Regions from separate parts of the Homo sapiens genome. Here region 1 is linked to region 2. A link is a contact called in ENCODE Hi-C data. All regions are on one chromosome and are shown on one strand. The core of a region is the stretch at or near the end of the contact, and the rest is flanking DNA. Distances in the headings are between cores, read along the strand shown. Region 1 holds the start of DDIT4L-AS1 (DDIT4L antisense RNA 1). Region 2 holds the start of C4orf54 (chromosome 4 open reading frame 54).

What was found. Hi-C counts contacts between places; a loop is a spot of excess contacts on that map.
Region 1: a map of gastrocnemius medialis shows a loop between it and region 2 (3-fold over the local background). The contact joins the promoter of DDIT4L-AS1 here to the promoter of C4orf54 in region 2. A Hi-C loop is called at or near these places in 1 of 168 maps with a recorded cell type or tissue (gastrocnemius medialis).

Annotation. Positions count from the first base shown.
Region 1 is chr4:100,188,762-100,193,734 of GRCh38, reverse strand. DDIT4L-AS1 (DDIT4L antisense RNA 1) reads right to left here and starts at 3,702. Exons shown (of 5, transcript NR_125924.1): 1 at 3,661-3,702; 2 at 686-769. DDIT4L (DNA damage inducible transcript 4 like) reads left to right here and starts at 3,267. Exons shown (of 3, transcript NM_145244.4): 1 at 3,267-3,432; 2 at 3,703-3,842. The coding sequence starts at 3,752.
Region 2 is chr4:99,655,651-99,660,440 of GRCh38, reverse strand. C4orf54 (chromosome 4 open reading frame 54) reads left to right here and starts at 2,613. Exons shown (of 3, transcript NM_001354435.2): 1 at 2,613-2,946.

The DNA of each region.
Region 1 (4,973 bases), core at 2,453-4,952, 530 kb before region 2:
AAAGATCATAAATTTTCTTATACTTTAACAACACTTCCCCAACTCCATTTAGCCACTTGCTTGTTGCACTGACCCAGATAACTACAATTTCAGAACATAATAACAGCAATAATAATAATATCACTCATTAAGTTCTTGCCTAATATCAGTATTAGTTTGGTTCTAAGCACTTTGCATGAGACACCAAATTTACAAACTTAGCACAACTAAGGGAATCTAGAGGCAGTGTGCATTTAAAGATCTCATATTTGTTTATAAAAAAGAGATAATATTTAGCATTGATTTTAAGGGTTTCTCTTTTAATCCTTACAATAACCCCATGAGCTTACTGCTAATGTATAGATCAATTTCCATGTCCTGTAAGTTTTCCCTGAATTGCACAGATTAAGAAACTCAGTAACTTTCCCTCAGGTGTCATAGTTTATGAAATAAAATAAGCTATGTGTGGAACGTAAATGTATTAATAAGATTCAAAAATAAGTGTTCATACCAAATAAAGACAGAAAATTGGCTAGTGAAACACGTAATGAACATTCAACACTCCAAATCACAAATGCAAAAGACACCAACATTTCCTGTAATAATACATGAAAGCATCATTTTTGCTTTTTGTTTTTTCAGTATCCCTGGCATTGTGAATTTATACTTTACATAAGCAATGACATTATGAATACTATATTTATACCTGAGGAAGCCTAGAACTTAAATATTTGCAAATACATCAGATGAACATATGGTTGCCAGTTGTTACTGCTATCTCATTTTCTTTCTGTAAGAAGATGGATTAGTGAATTATAGTAATAAAAAAGCAAGCATGCTTAAGTTAAAGCCTTTGCCTATGATTTAGATAGTTTCTTATAATACATTGGTGTATGAAAGGAAATCAAATTATTTAACTGACTAGATTTTCTATTCATACACAACTATTTCCAGTAAGCACTCCCACAAACTGTTTATATAGTATTAGTTAGAGGATATAATGAAAGAGCAATAAAACAAACTTCTTTATCACTGCACTTAATAAACACCTGAAGTTCCCCAATGCGAACTTTCAGTTATAAATAATTGACTGTATCCACATTTTTCTGAAATCTGATAGACTGTGTCACCTTGCACTTAGCCTATAATGGCACTTAGTTTTTCCTAATTCTTCTCTATGCTTCAAATTTTTAAAAAATCAGTTCTGTTTAACCTTGTGAAGATGCAAACTGGTGATAGAATGGATTTTCTACGCTTTTAAGTAGATAAAAAAGGACATTCTTAATTATTCCAGGTATGTGTTTTACCTCAATCATTCCTTATGCCCTGTATGTCCTGAGAGCAAGGCCCATTCAGCCAAGAAGATATTATTTGAAGTCTTTTGTACATAAGTAAATTGTTTTCTGAAGTCAAATCCCAAAGGGCTTTGCAAAATTTCATTTAGTCAGGTGGGCCAAGAGCAACTACTACTTTCTGTAAGTTCCAATAATCTTTCTGGCCCTATGGGGGCATTTACTCTATGAATTATGCCTAAATACCCTAAGGAAATTGAAACGAGTAATTTCTTTATTTCGCTAGTATTGGTTCAGACCACTCATTATATTAATTCTAAAAATCCTCCTTGGAGGCAGGTTAAGTGGCAGCCTCATTAGTAATGCTGCCCAGACAAGGACAAGAGGCTCTGTGGCCTGCCCAGGGACTGACTGTCAGGCGGCTGGCATCCAACTCCTGACCATGGGCCCATCCATTGGTCCTGAACACCCTAGCCACTGAAACCGCTTTTTAATTGGCTTAAATGGGCTTGTTTATTTTCCACTTTTCTGTTTATTGAAGTAGAAGTGGAAACTGGCCTTCAAAGACCAGTCTATCAGCATCTCCTTCCTTGGCTCGCCTGACCTTCAGGCAGTGCAGCTGCCTGAACTGAGTTAAAAATGGACTGTCAAGCTGGCTTTAATTTCTGCTGCTCTGCGTCCGAATGTCCTCCCACTGATCTGTTTATCACACCCTCTATACCCCTTCTGTTGTTGTTTTTCTAAGAGTTTTATGCCAGGACAGCTGAAACTGCCTTTCAAGGTTCTAACCTGCAAATCCTTCTACACATAATCCTAGAGGGCCTGGGAGCCAACACTGGGATCTCTACTGTAGGAACAACCTTCTCCCTCCAGGCATCCCCTAACGCACCCCAAGCTGACTCTCTGAACAGATCATCTCCTACTGGCACACCAAAGCGAGAAAACCGTGGCTTAATAACTTTGGAAGAAAAAAATCAGGTTTGGCTTCTTGCTCATGGGCTATGCGGGCATGTTGCCTCTTTCCAGGGCTCCTCTGCCTCTCTGTGTGTTCCTGTGCAGGACCGCACGGAGCCCTCACAGGGATTATCTGCTGATCCCCAGCAGAATATAAAACTCTTTATCTTCAGTCTCTGAAACCTCTTCAAAATATCCCAAACCAAAGATCCTCCCAACAGGGCTCGCCAGAAACTTCTGCCTCCGGAAATGACAGTTGCTCTCGATGCACGGATAGAGGAGTACCTAAGATCCTACTAATGGTATTGTGTGTTTCTTGGCAAACTCCCGCTCAATTCAAGCTCCCCGCGCTCTGGGGCAAGGTCTAATTAGAAGAGTGCCAGGCTCACCCTTCCTGCGAAGAAAACGCATTAGCCACAGATGTAAGTGCACGAAGAATGCCAGGGAGCCACGGAGTGCGTGGGGTCATTAAGGCCCTTCTTAAAATGCTGGCGAGCCTTCGATGCGGGAAAGGAAAACTAGATCTGACCGCTTGCAGCAGAGGAGGATACAGAAACCCTGGGAGGCAGAGTAGAGTTGACTGGGTTAGAGGCCAGAAATAAGTGCATAAATGATGCTCAGTGGACGTTGCAACAGATTTAAGCCAAGTGTTCAGGATGACACAGCAAAGCCCCAGGACAAGGAAATGCACAGATCGCTTAAAGCTTCCCGCTGCCGGGAGCAGCCTGAGTGTGAAAGCGCGGACGCTCGGGGAGGGGTCGCACTGAACAATCAGGTTCAGGCTTTGACGAGTCGTGCACCCGGAATTGCGGTCCCAGTGGCCCGAGATCTACCCTGGAAGCAACAGGTGTCCGCTCTACCACAGGCTTATCCTCAACTCCCTGTGGCTAGGCTCGGGCTCCCTGGAAGTGTAGAGGTTGAAAGGGGACCAGACTCTGGAGGGGAGGGGCGGGGCGCTGGCCGGGGAGGGGCGGTGCAGGTGGGCGGGCCTGAGCAGGGTGGGGACTGGACCTATAAAGTTCTCGCTGCCCCGGAGGCTATGCTACTGCGAGGAGCCGGCGCAGGGTGGCCCGGGAGGGGTGAGCAGGGTGCCGCTGGCTGCTGGGGTCTGCAGGTCACCGAGTCCCCAGGAGAGGGGACTCCTAAGAAGCCACCTGCCTGTGTTTACCCGGCAGCGAGCGCGCAGGCCCCCGCGAACTCCTGGCAGGTGAGCGAAGCTGCGGCCTTGGTGGGGGCAGCGGGGCCGGGGGGCGCTCCGCGGGGCAGGTCGCTTCCAAGTTTTGCGAACTGTTGAGTTAGTTTCAGGTTGCGGCTCCGCTCCCAGGGCTTTGTCAAATTGAGTTGCAGAGGCCGGTTCCACCCCTTTGGCAAAGGAGTTCCTCCGCTAGTTCGCTCCCGGGACGCCGGGCATTTTAGGAGCCTCTGCACGACTCGCCTGCTTTTGCAAATCCGTCTCTTCTCGCCTCATTTTTTCCAGCGCTCAGGAAAGGCCGTTGCGCCTCGCGAAGGAAACAGAGCCGTTGACCATGGTTGCAACTGGCAGTTTGAGCAGCAAGAACCCGGCCAGCATTTCAGAATTGCTGGACTGTGGCTATCACCCAGAGAGCCTGCTAAGTGGTGAGTGTCCCCGCTGTCCACCCTTCTCCCCTCCCAAGGTCGGTGCCTCTGGATCTATTGGGTGGGCGGGCTTTCGACTTCCTCCCCTACCTCTATGTAGGAGGTGCCACAAAATCCATCTGAGGAGACTCCTTTCCAAATTTTCTAACATCTTCTCTCCATGATAGAAACAAAAGTAGCAAAAGTAGAATACCCGAGGGCTGCATCTTTCTAGTCTGGTGCCAGTAGGCCCCTTGGGATTAAGTTCCTTATCTTACATGATTGTGAAGAACACAGTTATGTGTGTTTTAGCAAATGTATTTACCCTGTAATCAATATCGCCCCTCCCCCTGAATTCCGACGCACCTATTTGCCAGGTATTCCTCACTCTCCCCTGACTCCAGGGAACTACTGATCTGATTTTTATCATTCCAAGTTAGTTTTGCCTTTAGGTAAGTGGAACCATACAGTAGGTATTCTTTTGTGTCTGGTTTCTTTCCCGCAGCCTAATGTTTTTGAGATTCTTTTATGTCCGTTGCTTAAATCAGTGTGTTCGTGTTTATTGTTTATTACTGAGTAGGATTTTCAGTCGTGGATATATCCATTATTCCATTTTTAATGTGAGAAGGAAACTGTTGAACAGCAGCGGTGCTTGACTTGCTGTCATTTGGAATTTTAACAGCAGTTTCTAGGTGAACACACTGCTCTGACACTAAAGAGCTGTAAGAGCATAGATAAACTGCTTAAGCTCTTCGTGTTTTTCTCCTTTCAAGGTGAAGTGGTTGATGACCTAATTTACAGGCCAGAACTCCAAACTTACACGAAGTGGAGAGGAAAAGCCAGTGGCTGATGAAGGTGGAGTAGGCTTAGAGAGAGGAGCTGGGAGGGCATCTGCCTGCACCTTGTTCATTTGACTCCGTGTGGTGTGGCATCCTGCCAAGGGGTAGGATTAATTTGAGGTGTAGGTGACCAAATGCAGAGCTATCTCTTTTCCTTTGAGCCCAGCTAATTTTATTTCCCTAGGACTATTTTGTTTTGCTTGGCTAAGAAAAACCACCCAGCCGGTTACAAATATCCTCATGAACCTCAAAGGTCTTCTCTGCACAATTTTTAATTAAAGAGGCTAAAGCTAAAATTGGGACCTACAGGCCA
Region 2 (4,790 bases), core at 1,364-3,863:
ACCGATCTCCTGACCTCGTGGTCCTCCCGCCTTGGCCTCTCAAAATGCTGGGATTACACGCGTGAGCCACCGTGCCTGGCCTGTTACTGTTATTTTTGAAATGGAATGGTACTAACACATTTTATTCTTCAATTTTCTCTTCATGGAAATCCTTTCAAGGTTAAAACTGTTCATTTGAATTAAAGTCTGCACAATGTTCCATAGCATGCATTCACTGTAATCAGTCAATCATTTCTCTATTGATTGATATTTAGGTGGCTTCCTTTTTTTTTTTTGCTATCATAATGCACTACAACAAGCATCCTCATGCATATAATGTTAAGCCTTCATAGTCTTTCTCATTTTGTATGATAGATATAAATGGTCAGATTGTTTTCTAAAAAGTTGCTCTAATTTGCATCTCAGTACTTGAGGTTTGTGAAGGTTTGAATGTGAGATTTAAAGAAAGCGAAGACATGACATCTTAAATAATTTTCAAAAATATTCATAGAAATAGAAAGCTAAAAAATAAAATATTGAGTGTATCTTTACAGGCTCGTGTTTGAAATTGCTGAAGTCTGAAATCAGATGTGTAGGGAGAAGAAACATTTTCCAAAATAAACAGAAACAGAAACATGGTTTTAGCCCCAAAAATGCAATATCAAGAATTAAAAGGTGAAAAAAATTATTTCTTAAAAAAAATCACAGAAATAAGTCACTCATGTGGTTCATAGACAGGTAGCTGAGCTGGCTGGTTAATGAAACACTGTTTCAACATCAACCTGAAAAAACTTACAGTAACTTCTTAAAGCCTAATGAGGCAGCTCTTCTGTCCTGCCCTCCACAATGGGGAGGGTATCCTTGGCCACTCACTTTTCGGGTCCTATATCGTTCATGCTGGGATAACAGACAGAGGTCTCGGATAAAATGGACCAAGATTTAGGGTTAGGCTACTTGAAGTTGCCAGTATTATATAGAGAAAGATTTGTTTGTCCTGTTGATATTTCATTCTGAGGCTAGTCTGGAAGGAATAATTTTCCATTATCCAGCAAAATCTGAAACACCAAAACTTCCACAACTCCCTTGAGAGAAAGCCAGATGAAAACCACTATCTGGGACAACAAGTCAGGTACTAAGAGGAAAAAGAGGGGCAATGGGAGTGAGGAAAGGGAGGGCAGATGCCTAACAGACCATTCAGAGAGGAGAAGGAGAGGGAGGGAGATCAGAGAGGAGTGACTCCTTGATATACAACCTGATGCAAGGGGGAAAGTAGCAAACATTTTTGCATCACCTCTGGCCTCTGTGTGCAGGCTTGAGTGGCTGTTAGTAAGGTTTTATTTCTGGTGGTGAATTGTTTCTTCCTGTCCTTCCAAGTTTTAATGGCATAGCTAAGGGGTTGCATCTACAATGTGTATGGCATGATTCTACAATAACGTGCTCTTCTTTGCACAAGAAGATAGTGCTACTTATTCATCCTCACGGTACATGCTGTTTTTCTATTCACAGGGATAGTTTTATACTAATCCTGCCACTCCGTTTCCTTGGACTCCATGGTGACCAACTGTTCCTGTGTGCAGGCAGCTGGTTGAGGCTGTGAAACAGCTAACTGGCCAGCAGTGGGCATGACCCTGTGACCTCCACCAAATAGACTGAATGCTCAATCATCAACTTAGCGTGAGCTCCAGTCACTCAGAGCTGGGTTCTAATCAAGGCTCCAGCACTTATGATTATGAAAAGTCATTCAGGGCACATGTCTTCACTCAGCCTCCAATTCTTATCTATAAATGGGAATAATAGTTGTTCTTTCATGGTATGTTTGAGAGGAGTAATGAGCAAAAATATGTAAAGGATTTACCCCAATAGACAAATAAATAGCACTCTTTGGCACCCTCAGGAAAAAAGATAATACGGTGCCTCTCCTTCAGATGTAATTCTTTTGCATGCCTACCTTGGCCAGGAGGAGAAACAGCTGGCCACCCTCTGAGTATTAATCTGTGGCCCGCAGAAGAGACTCCTTTCCATCAGTGTGTGTGAATAGCTGTGCAAGTGTCTATGGAAAGCCTGACACAAAATTTCAGGTAGTCAGAGAATATCCCTCACCCACCACATCCCAGAAAATCCTGAGAAGGTCTGTGTTTGGTAAATCCTTTTTCTGACTCCTTATTTGAGTCTGAGTTTGACTCTCTCTTCATTTCTGGTCTAGTGGTACACCTTTGATAAACTGTTCTTCCTTTTGAATAACATATTTATTTATCTTATTATGCCACTGTCAGAAACCCTAAATATAGCCGTGTCCTTTTACCAACTGGTGGATAGTCTGGCCTTCATTCTTTTACATACCATCATCTCCAACACTTTCAGGGAATGCTAAGAAACTTTCTCTGCAGAGATAAAAATAATGATACTGAGTCATTGCCTTTGTTACTCTTTGAATTCCCATATAAAGTTATCAACTAAGTGTACCTAGCCTGGTCTAGCAAGTATGCCTGCTTAATATGGTTTAATGCTGGTGACATTAGTCACTGTTAATTGCTCAAGAGTTGAGATCAGGTAGGCAATCACTGAGTTCATCTGTTAAAAAAATGACTGTAGTCATATTAAGGAATAAAAGGCTCCATGGCTACCTAATGACTGCAAGTTATTTCAACAAAACTGACAACATCCATTTTCATAGTAACATATACTACTCCAGAACTCTGAAAATGCCAGAGGGAAAGCAGTTTGGGGTTCTTAATTGTTTTACTTTAGCCTTTATCGTTTTTCTATTTATCAGTTGTTTTTTGCTTTTAATAGAGTCTGTTCTATTCAAAATTTTCAGCTCACATGGTTTTTAAAGAGAATTTGTGGTTTGAATTAAACCCGACTGGAAATTGACTTCATTTGAAAAAGATTTCTCTTCAAATTTTTTCCTACACTGGCATTCATTTAGCTAGAAAGCAGTAAAGGAGCCACACAGATACTTTGGAGGTAAGTACTACTGTCAGAATGATGCTCTCTCTTTGCCTCTTGGGGAGTTTTAACTAGGGCTGTGCTCTGTGGAGGAAGCAAGATGCTGCAGGTAGATTTTCAGAACTTTGGGTATTAAGCAATTATGTTTTAACCTACACTTAGGGCATATGACCTTCCAATTTTGTAGTGTGCCAACTGCAGAGAGAAACTCAGCTGAAATCTGTTGTCATGACAGACAAGGCCATATGAAAAGTGCTGGAAAATTCCTCCTTAGACTATAATTGACTTGATGGGCAGAAACTCTGCCTTCTATTCCACTATGGAGTATGTATGCACCACAGTGCTCACAGCTGTGTTCATGGTTTATCGTCCAAGACACGGTTAGCCTCAAAGCAAAATTTAAATGGGACATTGAAAATACTCAGCTTGCCTGAAGGAGCCAACTATATGTTATTTCATTTTATTTCTAGGATTATGATCCTTAATCCCTGAGTACATAATGTGTACACAGTTTTGTTATATGAAAAACCAGAAAAAACAAACAAGTTATATGGTATATGTGTGGTCACGCAGATGAAATGAAATTGCCTAGTGGATAAGTGGCTTCCTTCTAATTGTGAATCCGGGTGCCCTGCAGAGTATTTGAGCATGGAAGTCAGCAACACTGTGTAGCATAATGGTAAAGGTCCAAGCTCTGAAGCCAGACTGCCTGGGTTTGAAGTCTGTCACATAATTTCTTAACATCATTCTGCCTCAGCTTTTCCATCTATAAGGAATTAGAACAATGATTACACCTAACTCATCAAGTTGTTATGGGGATCAAATAAATTAATACACACACATTTAAAAATGTTTCAAGTAGTTCTTGGCACATAGTAAATGCTATGTAAGTCTTAGCTGTGAATATTGTAATTACTATCATTAAGAATCTAAGAGCTGGGCATTGTGGCTCACGCCTGTAATCCCAGCACTTTGGGAAGCCGAGACGAGTGGATCACCTGAGGTCAAAAGTTCGAGACCAGCCTGCCAATATGGTGAAACCCCATCTCTACTAAAAACACAAAAATTAGCTGGGCGTGGTGGGGTGCTCCTGTGGTCCCAGCTGCTAAGGAGGCTGAGGTACGAGAATTGCTTGAACCCGAGAGGCAGAGGTTGCATTGAGGCAAGATCATGCCACTGAACACCAGCCTAGGCAATAGAGTAAGTCTCCGTCTCAAAAGAAAAAAAAAAAACTAAGATAAAAAAAAACATGGCTCTCTATAATCAAAGAGTTGATTGCACATTTAGCAAGTTCTCTCGCTCTTTACTCTTTCATTCTCTTCCTTTCTTTGTTTCTTTCCTTTTCCTTTCCTCTTTTACTCTCTTCACCTAGATCTCTGGCTTTATGTCTATATTCTGATTCTTGGTATTTTTAGTCTTGCCTTAAGTCATACTTTTAATGGCAGTGGTGTGGGCAGAAAGGAGTTGAGAGGATAACGGCAGGCTTGTGTTGTCCACAGCCCAAGTATGAGAAGGTAGATGCTTCAGTTGTTAGGGGCTCCCACTCCATACCTACCCACATGCCTATTCGGAGGAAAGAACATTTTTCTGTGTGGAGGTGGCATTCATGTTGAAAGGGGATGGTTGATGGTGTTATTTTTGTTCCCTGCAAATGTGGTTGTTTAAAATAGTGCTTTATTCAATCGGCATAAGTGACACATAGACTATGTATAGTGGTGGAACTGGGCCTGGCAGGTGACAAGGGTCAGATCTCACCAAAATCAAGCATCATGGTTCTCCACCGATAGTACCCAAGGAATCAGCTCTGAGGATGGCCAGCACAGACCCCCATCTTAAGTTGACTGGCAAATTTGCTTGCACAA